Linked DNA regions of Homo sapiens: region 1 is linked to region 2. Evidence: chromatin loops called from intact Hi-C (ENCODE). Cell type or tissue: PC-9. All regions are shown on one strand. Links, peaks and the distances in the headings refer to the core of each region. The heading gives the core; the rest is flanking DNA. Region 1 overlaps LOC105373689 (a long non-coding RNA gene). Region 2 overlaps FMNL2 (formin like 2).

Region 1 (8,342 bases), core at 104-8,103, 220 kb before region 2:
TTTCTATAGCTTAAAGCTTCCGTTTTTGGAGTCACATAAAATTTCAAATCACAGCTGTGTTTGAACAAATACTTAAGTTTTAGGGACTTCAGTTTTCTTTCTTTTCTTTCTTTTTTTTTTTTTTTTGACAGAGTTTCGCTCTTGTCACCTAGGCTGGAGTGCAATGGCGTGATCTCAGCTCACTGCAACCTCTGCCTCCCGGGTTCAAGCAATTCTCCTGCCTTAGCCTCCTGAGTAGCTGGGATTACAGGCGCCCGCCACCACGCCCAGCTAACTTTTTGTATTTTTAGTAGAGACAGGGTTTCACCATGTTGGCCAGGCTGGTCTTGAACTCCTGACCTCAGGTGATCCACCTGCCTCAGCCTTCTAAAGTACTGGGATTACAGGCGTGAGCCACCGCGCCTGGCCCTTTAACTATATACGTTATTATTTATTTATTTATTTATTTTGTGTTTGGAGACAGAGTCTCAAAATATAAAACATTTAATATAAATAAAATATATTAAATTTAAAAATACTTTATTTATTTATTTATCTTTTGAGACAGTCTTATTCTGTCACCCATTCTGTCACACCCAGTGGTGTGATCTCAGCTCACTGCAGCTTTGACCTCCGGGGCTTAAGTGATCCCCCCACCTCAGACCTCCAAGTAGCTGGGACTACAGGCACATGCCACCATGCCTGGCTAATTTTTGTATTTTTTGTAGAGATGGGGTCTCACTATGTTGTCCAGCTGGTCTTGCATTCCTGGGCTCAAGCAATCTGCCCGCCTTAACCTCCCAAAGTGCTGGGATTACAGGCATGAGCCACCACACCTGACTACTATATACTTTATAAGGTTGCCGTGAAAATTAAATGGGATTATGAGAGCTTTTTGTATAGTAAATACTCAATAGCACTCACTATAGTACAATAGAACTTTTTTGCGATGATGGATGTGTTTTTTGTTCTTTGTTTTTTTTTTGTTTTTTTTTTTTTTTTTTTGAGAAGGAGTCTTGCTCTGTTGCCAGGCTGAAGGGCAGTGGTGCGATCTCAGCTCACTGCAACCTCTTCCTCCCGGATTCAAGCACTTCTCCTGCCTCAGCCTCCCGAGTAGCTGGCACTACAGGCACGCACCACCATGCCCAGCTAACTTTTTATATTTTTAGTAGAGATGGGCTTTCACCAGGTTGGCCAGGATGGTCTCGATCTCTTGGCCTTGGGATCCACCCACCTTGGCCTCCCAAAGTGCTGGGATTACAGGCATGAGCCACCGTGCCCGGCCGGATATGTTTTATATTTGCATTGCTCAATACAAATACCAACAGGCATATGTGACTGTTGATCACTTGAAATGTAACTATTGCAACTGAGGAACTTAATTTTTAATTTTATTTCATTTTAAATGCAAATACCCACATGTGGCTGCCTAGTAGCTAGTGTAATAGAGTGCTCTACACCATACTTGAAAATCAGTTCAAGGAGAAATAGGAGTGTCTTCCATCTCTGTTATTTGCTTTATGATATTTCACTTTCCAAAAATGCATGCTTACTTCTTTCACCTATCTTCATCTTTTATCTCTTTTCATTTTTCACATCTGGAAATTTAAGAATCCATTCAACAGCCCATCTTCTCCAGAAATATTCCTCAGTTGATCCCAATCTACATGTTTTTCACGTTTCTGAAACTTTTATTGAACATGGGTCAACATTGCACTGGTTAGCACTTAATATTCTTCTAACCTATCTTGTGTGATTGTTGGAACTTCCCAAGAGCACAGTATCAGGATCTCTGTGGCTTTTAATTCTGTGTCCTCCCTTTCAAGACCAATTAGCCCATTACTTAGAATACTTAAACACTGATTTGTGTCTCCCCAACACTCACATGTTGAAATCCAATTCCCAGTAAGATAGTATTTGAAAGTGGGATTTGGGGGAGGTAATTAGGTCATGAGAGTGGAATCCTCATGAATAGAATTAGTGCCCTTATAAGAAGAGGCCAGAAACCTCTCTTGCTCTCTTTACTTCATGTTAGGACACAATGAGAAGTCAGCAGTTTGCAACCAAAAGAGTGTCCTCTCTAGAATCTGACCAGGCTGACACAGCAATCTACAACTTCCAGCCTCCAGAACTGTGAGAAATAAATTGCTGTTATTTATAAGACACCCAGTCTGTGGTACTTTGTTATAGCAGCCTAACATGACTAAAACACACTGAATAACCCAATGTTTGAGTGATTACCTGTCCTTTACTTCTCTTATCCATTCCTCTTGCCTTCCAATTCCTGCTACCATTGTCTAGAAGTTGGCTGAAAGGAACAAAGAGCACCTGATCAGTTATCTAATAACATTTATTACTTTTTTATTTCCTACATTGTGTTACTTTATCTCTCTCACTCCTGCATGATGAATAAAATCATTTTTTTCAGAGGCATTACGCTTTTCACACTTTATTTAGTAAATATTGGGCACCTACCATGTCCAAAATACTAGCAGTAGGGGCAAGGGTTGATTAGAGGGGAGGCATGAAAATAACGTAATCACTGCCCTCAGTGACTCATATTCAGGCAAGGAGAAAATGATTTATAAAAGTAGTTAATGGAAGAGAATACATAGGAATAAGGGGAATTCCATGTGGAGGCCAAGTGTAGAGTAATGGTATTTTGCTTTGTACCCACTGGAAATTATATTTTAGTGCCCAGTTGAGGTAGTTAGTCCAACAAATTTGATGTTGGGAATACTTCTGATTGTAATTGAGAACTATTATCTCAAACTAAATTGTTACAAATTGGAGTTTGAATCTTTAGAAAGAAAAAAAGAGAGAGAGAAGCTATGTATAGACCATCTAGAAAAAAGTCATTTTGGAAATCAGCTTATGAAAAAGGTAATATGGGAAAGTAAAACATAAGCAGAAATGATAATAAAATTGATTGGTTAGGTGAAAAGAGTTGAAGGGAAAAAAATGTACAAATTCAGGAAATTGTGTGTACACGTGTGTATTTAAAAAAACCCAAAAACCTTCAGCTAGGCATGGTGACCTATACCTGTGGTCCTAGCTATTCTGGAGGCTGAGGTGGGAAGATCACCTGCAGGAGGTCAAGTCTGCAGTGAACTGTGATCACGCAGCTGCACTCCAGCATGGGCCATACAGCGAGACCCTGTCTCAAAAAAAAATAAAAATAAAAAAATCCCTAAACCAAAAACTTCAAGGAAGGCTATCTTAAAAGCCCATAGATCCTTAGCCAGGCATGGTGGTGCATTCTTGTAGTCTCAGCTACAGGGGAGGATCACTGAGCCCAAGAGTTTGAGCCTAGCCTGGGCTACATAGTAAGACCCCATCTATTAAAAAAAAAAAATTCCCACAGCTCCAAAGGCCTGGCTTCACAGGACTCCTAGCAGACCTGGTTCATTCTATTCAGTAACTATTTTTACTGGCAATTCAGTTCAAGAGTACTGTAACTTGTATGGATGGATCCGCTTAATTTTTACTTCATAATTTATTTAAAACTCTATTATTACTCTCTGTTCATTTTCCTTTGTCATCATCATTACCGCACTCTTCACAGTAGGTGGCAACAGTGCTTCACTCCCAGAATCGACTGAACGGCCTAGAAGTACAAAACAGAGGCAAACATTGAAACAAATTTCAGGATCCTAATTTGGCCAAAAATAAAAGCATTGCCTTATAAGGTCATGTCAGTAATATGCCATTATAATATGCCAATTATGTGCCAAATTGTTATATATTCTACATTCAGTGTTTAGTAAAAATTCATATGTTGAATAATTCATTTTGCCAGTGAATGTCAATAAACCAGGATGTGCTATCTTAAAAATTAATATTCACTTAATCTTTCTTATCATAATATAATAAATTATCTCCTTTATAGTTTAATGTAAAGGTAGGTATTTATTTCTACTTAATTTCACGCGTGCTGGTCATTCAGCAAATGTTTATTATGTCTACTATGACAAGAACTTCATTTCTGCACATGTGCAGAGAAAAGCAGTTATCTGGGTGGTGCACTAAAGACAGATATAATCCAAATTGCACAACATAAGTTGACATTTAAAACATCACTTTAAGGCAATATATGCTATAGAGTAGTAAATTTTAGTTATCCTAACATTTACCTCTTTTTTTTTTTTTTGAGATGGAGTCTTGCTCTGTCACCCAGGCTGGAGTGCAGTGGCGCTATCTCAGCTCACTGCAACCTCCACCTCCCAAGTTCAAGCGATTCTCCTGCCTCAGCCTTTGGAGTAGCTGGAATTACAGGCACATGTCATCACGTCTGGCTAATTTTTGTATTTTTAGTAGAGACAGGGTTTCACCATATCAGCCAGTCTGGTCTCGAACTCCTGACCTCATGATCTGCCCACGTCAGCCTCCCAAAGTGCTGGGATTACAGGCGCGAGCCACCGTGCCCGGCCTAAAGCTTCTTTTAAAATGGCTTATATACTAAATATATACTAAATAGACAATTTTTTAATTTTTTGGTAGAGACAACATCTCACTATGTTGTCCAGGCTGGTCTGAAACTCCTGGGCTCCAGCAATCCTCCTGTCTTGACCTCCCAAAGTGTTGGGATTACAGGTGTGAGCCACTGCATCCAGCTAATTTCAAAGAATATTAAGATCAATGTATAGATGATATATACGTAATGAGTTGCTAGGAAAAAATAGAGGACAGTGTTTTTCAACAAAGCATCTCCATGGTCTGTGGTAGAGCCAAACCTGAGATGCTGAAAGCAGATGTCACATGGAATTAAGTACATTGCTGTATTCACCTAAATATCCTGTTTGCGAATCTTAATACACAACAAAATTACTCCATTAGGACTAACCTTCAGTCATAAGATTCCATATTCCATCTTCCTTATTCCACTTACTCAAAATGAGAACAACCATTGCTTTGTAAATTCATTAGCACCTTAGTAGAATCCAGGCCCATCCCTGGTTAGAGAAATGGCAAAATGAAACCCTAAGTGTAACAAATGAATGACTTTACCACACAAATACTCAACACATGTATTCCCTGTTCTGGCTTCAGTTAGAAAATAAAATGTTTGTGATTTTTGTGTTCATAAAGGGATCTGGAGGCTTAAAAAAAAAGAAAAATGGGCCCTGCACAATGGCTAATGCCTGTAATCCCAGCACTTTGGGAAGCCAAGATGGGAGGATCATTTGAGGCCAGGAGTTCGAGACCAGCCTAGCCAACATGGTGAAAACCCGTCTCTACTAAAAATATAAAAATTAGCCAGGTGGGATGGTATGTGCCTGTAGTCCCAGCTACTGGGGTGGCTGAAGCATAAGAATCACTTGAACCCAGGAGGTTGTAGTGAGCCAAGATCATGCCACTGCACTCAAGCAACGATGTCAGAGCAAGACTGTGTCTTGAAAACAAAACGGAACAAAACAAACAAACAAGACAAATGAAAAATATATCTCTGCTTTAGCTAGTTCCCAAATACCTTTTTTCAAAAGCCTTTTGACTACATCTAATCTAACTATAATACAAATCAGGCTGTGATATTGGGCCAGAGCTAAGAAAAGGATAGTTTTAAAGTACTCCACCATAATCTGTAGTTGACACTTTTTAGTTATGACGACATGAGGTGTTAATATCTGTTTCATAATAATCTGTCCAGTACCACTCATTTAGCCAAATCAAACAACATTGAGATGGCTTTTCAGGTTTTTTTATGCAAAGATTTGCATGACATGCAAGACAATGAAAACAAAGTGTTTAGATATTTTTCACAAATTATCTTAATGTTCTTAAGACATGCAAAGAGAGTGGAACACAGAAGAGGCTCTTCAGAGCATTTAACTTTTTTTTTTTTTTTGAGACAGGCTCTTGCTCTGTCACCAGGACTGGAGCGCAGTGACGCGATCATGGGTCACTGCAGCCTCAACCTCCTGGGCTCAAGCAGTCCTCCCACCTCAGCTTCCTGTGTGTCTGGGACTACTGGCATGTGCCACCATGGCTGGTCAATTAATTTTAAACTTTTTTTTGTGTGTGTGTGGAGATACGTTCTCACTGTGTTGCTCAGGCTGGTTTTGGAACTCCTAGGCTCAAGTGATCCTCCTGCCTTGGCCTCCCAAAGTCCTGGGATTACAGGTGTGTGCCCGGCCTGATTTTTTAAGCAACACAATCAAGTATAAATGATTTCGAATCACTGGAAACAATATGACTCAAAGGACTTTGAAGCTATAATTTTACAGACATGTATACAAGGTCTACAATAATCAGAGCCTTGTGTCTGTTTTACCCTTCCCACAACTCAAAGGAAAGTTGAGGAAAGATCTCAGGAGATGTGCAGGAGCCAGTAGAAATGTGATCTGAGGAACAAGTGCAGACTCTTGCTGAGAAGTAGAGGCAAGGGCAGCACCAAAGAAGCAAAAGTAGGCATCTGTCTAGTCCAGAGGGAAAGACTACAGAAAGAAGACTGGTCAACAAGTCAAGAGCAAGGAGACAAAGAGCAGGCTGGCAAACTAGTATGAGACAAGACAGGGCAAGAAACTAGAGGCTTTTTCCGGAGGGATGCTGCAGGTTTATACACCTGCAGAGAGTAAAGACAGACACTCTGGAAGATAAGAATAGCATCAAACAGTATAAAATGAGGTTGCTGATCTTAAGAAATGGACACTATAGTTGGAGAGACAGGGTTTACACCAATGGAAAGAGAAATAACACCGAACAATAATTCAAGTGGTGTTGCAAAACCTTGTATGATTAGTTAAATACCAAATTATTAGTCAGGGAAGGCTTCAAAGTAGAGAGGAGCTTTGAGTTCAGTCTTTGATGAATGAGAAGAGTTCAAAGAGGTAAAACAAATACGGGGATTAACAGAGTTAATAAAAGGAAGGGGTTCGAAATATATCTGGTATAAGATCAACTAAATGAAATAAAGCATGAAGACAAGATTAGAAAAAAAAGAATGAAAAGGAATGAACAAAGCCTCCAAGAAATATGGGACTATGTGAAAAGACCTAACCTCAGTGATGGGGAGAATGGAACCAAGTTGGAAAACACTCTTCAGGATATTATCCAGGAGAACTTCCCCAACTTAGCAAGACAGACCAACATTCAAATTCAGGAAATACAGAGAACACCACAAAGATACTCCTCGAGAAGAGCAACCCCAAGACACACAATCGTCAGATTCACCAAGGTTGAAATGGAGGAAAAAATGTTAAGGGCAGCCAGAGAGAAAGGTCAGGTTACCCACAAAGGGAAGCCTGTCAAACTAACAGTGGATCTCTTAGCAGAAACCCTGCAAGCCAGAAGATAGTGGGGGCCAATATTCAACCTTCTTTTTTTTTTTTGAGGCGGAGGCTCACCCTGTCACCCAGGCTGTAGTACAGTGGCGTGATCTCAGCTCACTGAACCTCCACCTCCTGGGTTCAAGCGATTCTTCTGCCTCAGCCTCCCGAGTAGCTGGGACTACAGGCACGCAACACCCTGCCTGGCTAATTTTTCTATTTTTAGTAGAGACGGGGTTTCACCATATTGGCCAGACTGGTCTCGAGCTCCTGACTTCGTGATCCACCTGCCTCAGCCTCCCAAAGTACTGGGATTACAGGTGTGAGCCACCACGCTCAGCCTCAACATTCTTAAAGAAAAGAATTTTCAACCCAGAATTTCATATCCAGCCAGACTAAGCTTCATAAGCGAAGGAGAAATAAAATCATTTACAGACAAGCAAATGCTGAGATATTTTGTCACCACCAGGCCAGCCTTACAAGAGCTCTGAAGGAAGCACTAAATATGGAAAGGAAAAACTGGTACCAGCCACTACAAAAACATACCAAATTGTAAAGACCATCGACACTATGAAGAAACTGCATCAACTAATGGGCAAAATAACCAGCTAGCATTATAATGACAGGATCAAATTCACACATAACAATATTAACCTTAAATGTAAATGGGCTTAATGCCCCAATTAAAAGACATGGACTGGCAAACTAGATAGAGTCAAGACCAACTGGTATGCTGTATTCAGGAGACCCATCTCATGTGCAAAGACACACATAGGCTCAAAATAAAGGATGGAGGAATATTTACCAAGCAAATGGAAAGTTAAAAAAAGCAGAGGTTGCAATCCTAGTCTCTGATAAAACAGACCTTAAACCAACAAAGATCAAAAAAGACAAAGAAGGGCATTACATAATGGTAAAGGGATCAACGCAACAAGAAGAGCTAACTATCCTAAATATATATGCACCCAATACAGGAGCACCCAGATTCATAAAGTGAGTTATTAGAGACCTACAAAGAGACTTAGACTCCCACACAATAATAGTGGGAGACTTTAACACCCACTGTCAATATTAGACAGACCAACAAGACAGAAAATT
Region 2 (8,342 bases), core at 81-8,080:
GGGGCTTTTTTCCATTTCTTAGAGTTCTCCAGGTGCTCCTCTCCTGCCTTTGAGCCTAAAGTTCATTTCTGACAGGTGCTTGATGAAGTGGTTATTATAATCAGTTTGGCCTAATACGCTATTCATAAAACTTGAAAATTGACCAAAAAGAGAGAGGCAGAGAAAAAAACTGAACTATTTTTAGGTAGTTTCAGATGTTGTGTTTAATCTTTTTTTTTTTTTTTTTTTTTTTTTGAGACGGAGTCTCTTTCTGTCACCCAGGCTGGAATGCAGTGGCGCGATCTCAGCTCACTGCAACCTCCGCCTCCCGGGCTCACATGCCATTCTCCTGCCTCAGCCTCCTGAGTAGCTGGGACTACAGGCACATGCCACCCAGCTAATTTTTTGTATTTTTAGTAGAGACAGGGTTTCACCATGTTAGCCAGGATGGTCTCGATCTCCTGACCTCATGATCCGCCCGCCTTGGCCTCCCAAAGTGCTGAGATTACAGGCGTGAGCCACTACGCCCGGCCGTGTTTGATCTTTTAAAAGCCCATAAATGCTAAGCGTTGTTCTCATCTGTAAATAGTGGTGAAACATGAAGGTATGAACAGGTGTGCTCTAAGTCAGAGGGCGGAGTGGAGGGGAACCTGCATGAAGTATCTTTCCTTAGCAGGCCAGGCACATTCCCTGCTGTTTTTGGGGAGCGGGCTCCAGGATCCTTTCCCTCTTGGAAAAGAGCAGAAAGTGCCAATTGGATCTCTGGTCACTGAATAAAACTGATCTACCCTCTGAGTGTGGCCCAGCTCTTAACAGGAGCAAATTGAGACCTCAACTGAATTCTGCCTTGAAGATCTTTTGTGATGTTTACTGGTCCACGAAGACAGGAGAGTGAGGGTAGGAAGGTGCAAGGACAGATAGTTGCTGCCAAAATGAATTTGGCCAGGTTCATTCATCTGCTCTCCCTTGCACACAGCTCTCTCATTCCTTCCTCTTTGACTTTTTAAAAAATAAACTTTTTGTTGTAGTATAGTTTCAGATGTATGGGAAAAATGAGGCTATAATACAGAGAATTCCCACATATCCTGTATCTAGTTTCCCCCATTATTATCTTAAGTTAGAATGGTATGTTTATCACACTTAATGAGCCAATACAGTTACCTTATAATTAGCTAAAGTCTGTGCTTTATTCACCTTTCCTCAGTTGATACTTAATGTTCTTTTTCGGTCCGGGGATCCCATCCAGGATGCGGTGTCACATTTAGTTGTCGTGGAGCCCCAGGCTATTTTTGGTTGTGACAGTGTCCCAGACTTTCCTTGTTTTTGATGATCTTGACAGTTTCGAGGAGTACTGGTCAGGTGTTTTGTAGAATACCCCTCAATTGAGATTTGTCTGTTGTTTTTCTGTGGCGATTCAACTGGGGTTGTGGATTTTGAGGGGGAGGATGACAGAGGTAAAGTGCCATTTTCATCACATATCAGTGTGACTTATCACATGCTGATCCTTATCACTTGGCGGAGGTAGCGTTTGCCAAGTTTCTGTACTGTAAACTGAAAAAAAAAAAAAACCCACAAAACTGTAAAAACAACAAGCAAAAACCCAAACAGCTCTGTCATCTTCAGAAGGACGTCACTGTGTACAGCGTACACTTGAGGAGTGGGATGTTGAGAGAGGAGGATCTATCTAACTTATTTGGAATTCTTCTGCCTGGGAGATTTGTCTCTTCTTCCCCATTTATGTATTCAGTCATTTGTATCAGTGTGGACTCATGGATGTTTTTATCCTTTGGGTTAGAATCTAATACTGCTTTATTTTGTTTGAATCGTTTCAGCTTTGACCATTGGGAGCTCCTTACTTGGCTTCTGTGTCCCTTTCTTGGCATACACTCATTTTTTTTTTTTAAGTACTTCCTTTCTGGCACTACAGAATTCCTCTTTGACTTTTTGTGTGCCTTTGTAATGCTTTCTGCCTGGTGTAGGAGTAGTGACAGATCACATACTTGGTGGCCTGAAAGCTAAGGTTTTGGTCTCAGCTCTGCTGCCCAATTCACGTCACCTTTGTGACCCTGTTGTCTCTAAAATGATCTTTAGCTAACAGAATTATAAGAAATAAATGTAGGGCCGGGCACAGTGGCTCACGCCTGTAATCCCAGCACTTTGGGATGCCAAGGTGGGTAGATCATGAGGCCAAGAGATTGAGACCAACCTGGCCAACATGGTGAAACCCCCTCTCTACTAAAAATGCAAAAATTAGTTGGACATGGTGGTGAGCCCCTGTAGTCCCAGCTTCTTGGGAGGCTGAGGCAGGAGAATTGCTTGAACCCAGGAGGCAGAGGTTGCAGTGAGCCGAGATCACGCCACTGCACTGCAGCCTGGTGACAGAGCGAGACTCCGTCTCAATAAATAAATAAATAAATGTAAAAGGACTTCACACATTGGTTATCAATCCATACCCCCCGCCTTTTTTTTGGACATTGAAGCACATCTTCAGACTTCCATCTCTGGGTCTTTCTGCAGCCCCAGAACATGTTTATTGAATGAATTAATGCATCTTCAATGAATGTAACTGTTACTACTGTGTATCATCGGTTTGTTCAGTTAAATACGTATCAATGGACAAGCTTTTCCTTTCCTACATAAACATTTTGTTTTTTGGTTATCTTGTATCTCCTCACATCCCATAGCATTGCAGTGGTTCACAGGCACTTAACAGAGAAAGGGGACACCAAGCTGAATTTAAATAGAAAAAATAATGAAATATATATCATCTTTGGGGATAATGTCATTTTCTGTTTCTTCCTACAACTTGAGCCCTCAGAATTACTCGTAATGGGGTGTTTGTGTCATCTGATTGCCAATGATGGCTGAGTGAGTGAATGCATATTTGGAGTGACCTGGAATTCTGATGTAGGTAAGGGATTCAGAAGGATTATGTTTAGATTAATTTTTCTGCAGAGTTCTCCAGCAGAGTCCTAATCAAAAATTGGTGGTGGTGGCGGTGGCAGTGGCAGCAGCATTAAACACAACAAAGGCAGAACGGATCCTTATTTGCATCATTCAGTCCAGTGGGTGCCGTTAGCTACCATCCTAGAGTGGGTGTGGAATAAATTATATGTATAAAATTTTTTTGAGAAGAGGAGGATGAGCTGGTCACATGTGGCATTTTCTCCCATGTTGAAATAACATGAGATGGAGAACATTGTGTGTTGATGTCTATCTACAAGTTGATTTTTGTCTTAAGATAAGCAGAGCCTCCCTACAACAGGCCCTGAGTACTGCATCACCTTCCTCCAGTTTGAAAAACTGACGGGGGTTCTTACCAGTCTTTGTTAATTCCTGTCTCCGGAAAGAATGGTTGGTAAAGGCACATCCGTATTCTGACATGTTGAGAAAGAAAGGATACATGCTTGGGAACAGAAGTTGAGGCTGTAAATTGTTGGTGGTCTTACTAGTATTGGGAGGCTGTTTTATCCCTGGCATCTAGCTGCTTGTATGGACGCTGGGGTTCTAGAAATAAGTTTTTACTCCTTTGGCTATAATGAGCTGGGCATTATCATTAACTAGAAGGCTGGATTGGAAAGGTTTGGGAAGCAAAGGTCCTTCTGACATTCAACGCATCTTCCTTTCTGGTCTTTTTTGGAGCAGATTTTTCTTCTGTGCTCTCTAGGAAGCTGATGTGGTTCCTGTCCTCCAACTGACCAGTACCTAGAATGTCAACAGAATGACTCATGTCCCCAACATCCTGTCCTTGTTCTGGAGAAAGGGAACTGTTTGCCTTTGGAAAACACAGTGCTTACCTCTGGAAAAACCCCAAAGCAAGCATAGCTTCAACACAGTTTTCCTTAAAGCTCTTGTGATGTCTTGTGATTTTTTTTCCTTGTGACTTTTTGTAATGAAAGTGTTGGTTTTCCTGTGTCTACCTTGCGTGCCAGGTGGTTGAGAATTAGGGAGCTTTAGGTGTTGGAAAGGACCCTAGAGACCAACTGGTCCAACTCCTCTTTATGGTTTTAGAAACAAAGGCCAAGTTGAAGTAAAGTGACTTGAGATCTAGAAACTGGTCAGTGATAATCAGGACTAATTAGTACCTGGGTCTCCTGATTCCTGGTTCTGGGTCTTTGATTTTTATGGTTTGCAGTAGGTTTTTGAACAGTTCACTTGGCTGCCTTATTGGAAGTTCTATCTATGCAGAATGATATTGATATGGGTGGATATTTAAAACTACATATATTATAACATAGTAAAGTCTTTAAGAATACATGATATACATTGAGTTGTTATTCAGAAGCTAGGGGGATGTAGAAGAGTAAGAATTCTTCTGATTTTCAGGACATTCTGTCATAATTTAGCCTTAAGACAGATTTTGGGCAAGGTATATATATCTCTTGTGACTACAAAAGGAGGCTGGATTAGATTAGTTTCATTTGTTGTTTCAGGCTCTGAAATGTTATGATTCCCTATGTCTATAAGTGTATGCTGCACATTTTTTTCCTTCAGTAGTAGAGAATGTCTGCAATGTGGTTAAATCCTTATTCTTTAATTCCAGTATTATAGAATATGGGTTCCATGTAATTTACATTCATGTTGTTTTTCTTGTCAAAGAGGGAACTGAGATAGTTATCTACTGTGTTCAGTAGCATTTTGAGTGGGGAGAGAGAGCTATAGTGTAAGCTTGAACTTGAGCAGACATTAGCACTCTGTTAGGTTACAATTGGTGTTAACAGTAGAGAAAAGAATCAGAGGAAGAGGAGGAAAGAGACTGGTGTGTGGGAGCTAAGGCCCATTATTTTGTTATGGGCTTCTTCCCCTTTTGAGTGACTTAAATGATGTGATTGAAGATATTTGATAGCTCCATCAAGATGGTAGTCTCAATTCCTTCTACAGCCCACACTTTCTCCTCCTAGATTTGAATTGTTATGATGGTAGCATAATTTTTGACAAATGATGTTTGTGTGGAAGTGTACCTTTTATCTGAGTTGAGTCATTGCTTTTGATATTATCACCTCCATTTTACAGATGAGCAAATTTAGTCTGAGAGAATGGTTAAATTTAGAATTTAACCATATGACCTTCCAGGCACCACGTACTGTTCCACTTTAAGTCTAAGACGTTTCATTTACATTTTGTTCTTACTGATTTAGAAAAGTTTATTGTTTTCATTTTCTCACATTACTTCCTGGTGCCTGGCATAGGACTATAACTGAAACATTTTTATAAATGATTTAAAGGTATTGAATGTGATGAACTGGAAAAGAAGAAAAAAGCTTCCTGAGTCACCCAGACTTCATCCTGGCTCTGTCACTTTGTAATCTTGAGAGGAAAGATTAACTTCTCTAAGCATCAGTTTTCCCACCTGAAAAAGTCAGGAAAATATTATTTTCCATACTGGGTTGCTGGGACGATTAGAAACCGAGCATCTGAAAACTCTTTGCACAGTGCTTAAGGTAATTAATGAGTGTTTGTCATTATACTTATGTTGATGTTAAATTAACATCTTAAAGAACTCTAAAATATTTTTCACTTTCTGTTTTTGTTTTTTTTTTCTTTCCCCCTGAAGCTTCAGAATGTCATTTCCTCTAAATGCCTGCCACCCTCAGGGAGTTCTAGTAATAGGGTGAACATAACATCAATGGAATATGAGGAGTTACTATTAGCAGATGCTATTTGTTTCCCTTTTCATTTCTTTTTTTACAGTCGTTTGGGAGAAACCCTTCCAGCCCTGGGCGATGCGGTGTGTCAGTGTCTGCCTTTCTGCCGACTCCTGACAGCGCCTCCCTTCAGGGGTGTGGGTGGAGCTCTTCATGCCTGCCCCTCCTGCTCACATTTCTCGGTTCACTGGAAAAGTCCCCAAATCTTTTTGTCTGCTCAGTTGTGGCCTAGTAGCCAGAGTGGCTCGTGCATTAAACGAAGAGGAACCTATGTTTCTTCTCTTTTCAGCATTTTGGCTGAATTTTGAATTTTTATCTGCCCCATTGAGTCTGTTGGCTCTGGCTGCTGCTGTACCAAGCCCTCTTTCTGGTGTTCATAAACCAATGAGAGTACAATTTCATGGCCTGGGTCAGGCTTGTTTGTTGGTTTCGTCTTAATTAGAAGCAAACCTCTTTGTCTTCCCTTTTCTTCATCTTCCAGGGAGAAATGGATTTTCTAGGCTGAGCAAATTAATCATAGTGGTGTCTAATAAAAAACAATCACCACTGCAGTACCTGGCACACAGTAGGTACTCAGTAGCTGAAAGAAACAGTTCCTGTAGCTCTTCCAAGGTATCCAGCATTTTGTGCAGGTAGGCTGGGGGCTGCTGAAGGATCTGTTTGTGAAAGACGAGAATTAGCTTAAGTAACTTGGGTTGGAAAAGTCACTCTGCCTTCTGAGTGACATATGGGGGCTGGAAGGTGGCAGAGAACAGGGTTGGAGAGTTTCTCTGGTAGGTGGATTAGTGTTGTTCCCAGCTCAGAATAAGGTACATATTTGAAAGTTACTTAACACAGAGCCTTGGATTCTGCCTGTAGGATAATAGATATTGAGTAGTTGTGATAAGTAATCATATGTAGCACTTAGGTCTTTTTATCTTCAAAGAACTTTTTTAAAAAAAACACTTTTAAACACAATGAATTCTACCTTGTATCTTTATCGTAGCCCTAATGTTCTCTTCTGTGTCTTTGTCGTATTATGTTTCTTAGGACAAGTGAGTAAGCTTTGTCAATTGGTTTATAAAACATTTATGCATTTAAAGCTTCCAGGGAGTGAGAATTGAAATTACAGTATCTGGGGCTTCATATTTGCTGGCAAACTGCTGGCTTAGCATTTTCTTCCCTCTTGTCTGTTTTTCCCAAGCTATAGCAGAGATTAAATGAAATTTAGGAATTGTGTGTGAGATTTTGTTTCTCCTTGAAATACAGATGCTCCTAGACTTACGGGTTTTTTTTTGCCCTGATAAACCCATTGTAAGTTGAAAATATTGACAATATTGTAAGTCAAAAATGCATTTAATATAGCTACCCTATGAAACATCCTAGCCTAGACTACCTTAAACATGCTGAGAACACTGACATTAGCCTATAGTTGGCAAAACCATCTAACACAAAGCCTATTATAATAAAGTGTTGAATATCTCATGTAATTTATTGAATACTGTACTGAAATTGAAAAAACAGAATGGTCGTATGGGTACTGGAATTATGGTTTCTACTGAATATATATCGCTTTTGCACCATTGTAAAATTGGAAAATTGTAAGTCAGGGACCATCTGTAGTTCTGTCAGGATGGGTGAAATGCTTGCTGTGCAGTGCATTGATTTCTAAAGTCAATCCTTAGCAGATACTTTAAAACAACAAAGAACTAGAAGTTTCCTGGTTAAGAGGGAAGAAGGGTTTGCAATTGGCTTCATAAATTTCTTCTCAGGCTTTTAAAGTTATGAGTCAAGAACCTTCGAAGCAGTGTTCGTAGGTGCATCCTTTCCTTCCTCACCCCATATTTCATTTATATAACAAGATACTTCAAAGATGCTCCAAAGAAATAAAGACAGTATAATTCCAAATGATTAGCTCAAATCCGACTGCCACATTCAAGGCTTAAAAAAAATTCTCAATTGCTGTGAGGGATTAGAAAAATGGCAGCTGGCAAAAATGCCTTCAGTATAAAGATGATAAGACGCCACTTATTAATTCTTTATATAAGCAATGGTTTTTTTTGGTGAGGATATGGAGAAAGGTAATAAAATCATGGTCTCTGCTGTGGGTAAAACTAGTTTGAGAGCCCCTCCCCTGCTGCTTTTTTCAGAAGTTTAAAAAGGAGGTCAGGAGCAGAGAGTTAGTTTCCCTGACTGGGGGAAGTTAAGGAAAGGAGTGTGAGTGAGGTCATGGAGAAGGCATGGTGAAGTTTCACAGTCTTGTGGATAAGTTTCCCATTTGATATGGGATATAGTTGAGAGTTACATCAAATGGAGTTGCCACCAACATGACTGCTAATGGTGACTCTGGGTACAGAGGACATGGCATAGTAGTAGTTATGCAGTAATCGGACCCTGATTAACGATGAAGCTGATGATGGCATTGATACTTTATGGAGAACTTTGTATGTGTTTTTCCCCCATTTAATCCTTACAGTCACCATTTTCAGATGGTAGCTGGGAGTAGTAGATAATTTTCCCAGGGTCATATTGCTTAGGGGCAAAGCTGGGATTTGTAACCATGATGCAATACTGCACCTGGTGGATGTAGTCAGGGTTATCAAAATAAAGAAAAATTGACCCAAAGATATATTTTAGAGGCAGAAACAATAATAGCTTAGTAATAGTCTAGGTGTGTGAACTCGAGACAAAACGAGTAGGAAAAAGATGGTTTTTAAGTGACAGTTTTGGAAAAGAAGC

What was found. Peaks named below come from ENCODE experiments on the same cell type or tissue, not always from the same donor. Only the 100,000 strongest peaks of a DNase experiment are listed, where the experiment ranks them.
Region 1: it touches region 2 in a loop (5-fold over the local background); 13 of 110 quality-filtered maps call a loop at or near these places.

Annotation. Positions count from the first base shown.
Region 1 is chr2:152,186,538-152,194,879 of GRCh38, forward strand. It overlaps LOC105373689 (a long non-coding RNA gene), which reads left to right. Exons shown (of 3, transcript XR_923477.3): 3 at 4,133-4,150. Among named protein-coding and RNA genes, the nearest start is that of STAM2, 15 kb to the left of the region's middle. In PC-9, for the core only: a CTCF peak has its summit at 3,538 (motif pointing right); a DNase peak (open chromatin) is centred at 3,574.
Region 2 is chr2:152,401,690-152,410,031 of GRCh38, forward strand. All of the region lies in intron 1 of FMNL2 (formin like 2), which reads left to right. Among named protein-coding and RNA genes, the nearest start is that of FMNL2, 71 kb to the left of the region's middle. RefSeq lists enhancers at 1-361, 362-861, 3,586-3,880. In PC-9, for the core only: no CTCF peak of the experiment used is centred there; a DNase peak (open chromatin) is centred at 3,772; H3K27ac peaks cover 1,819 bases.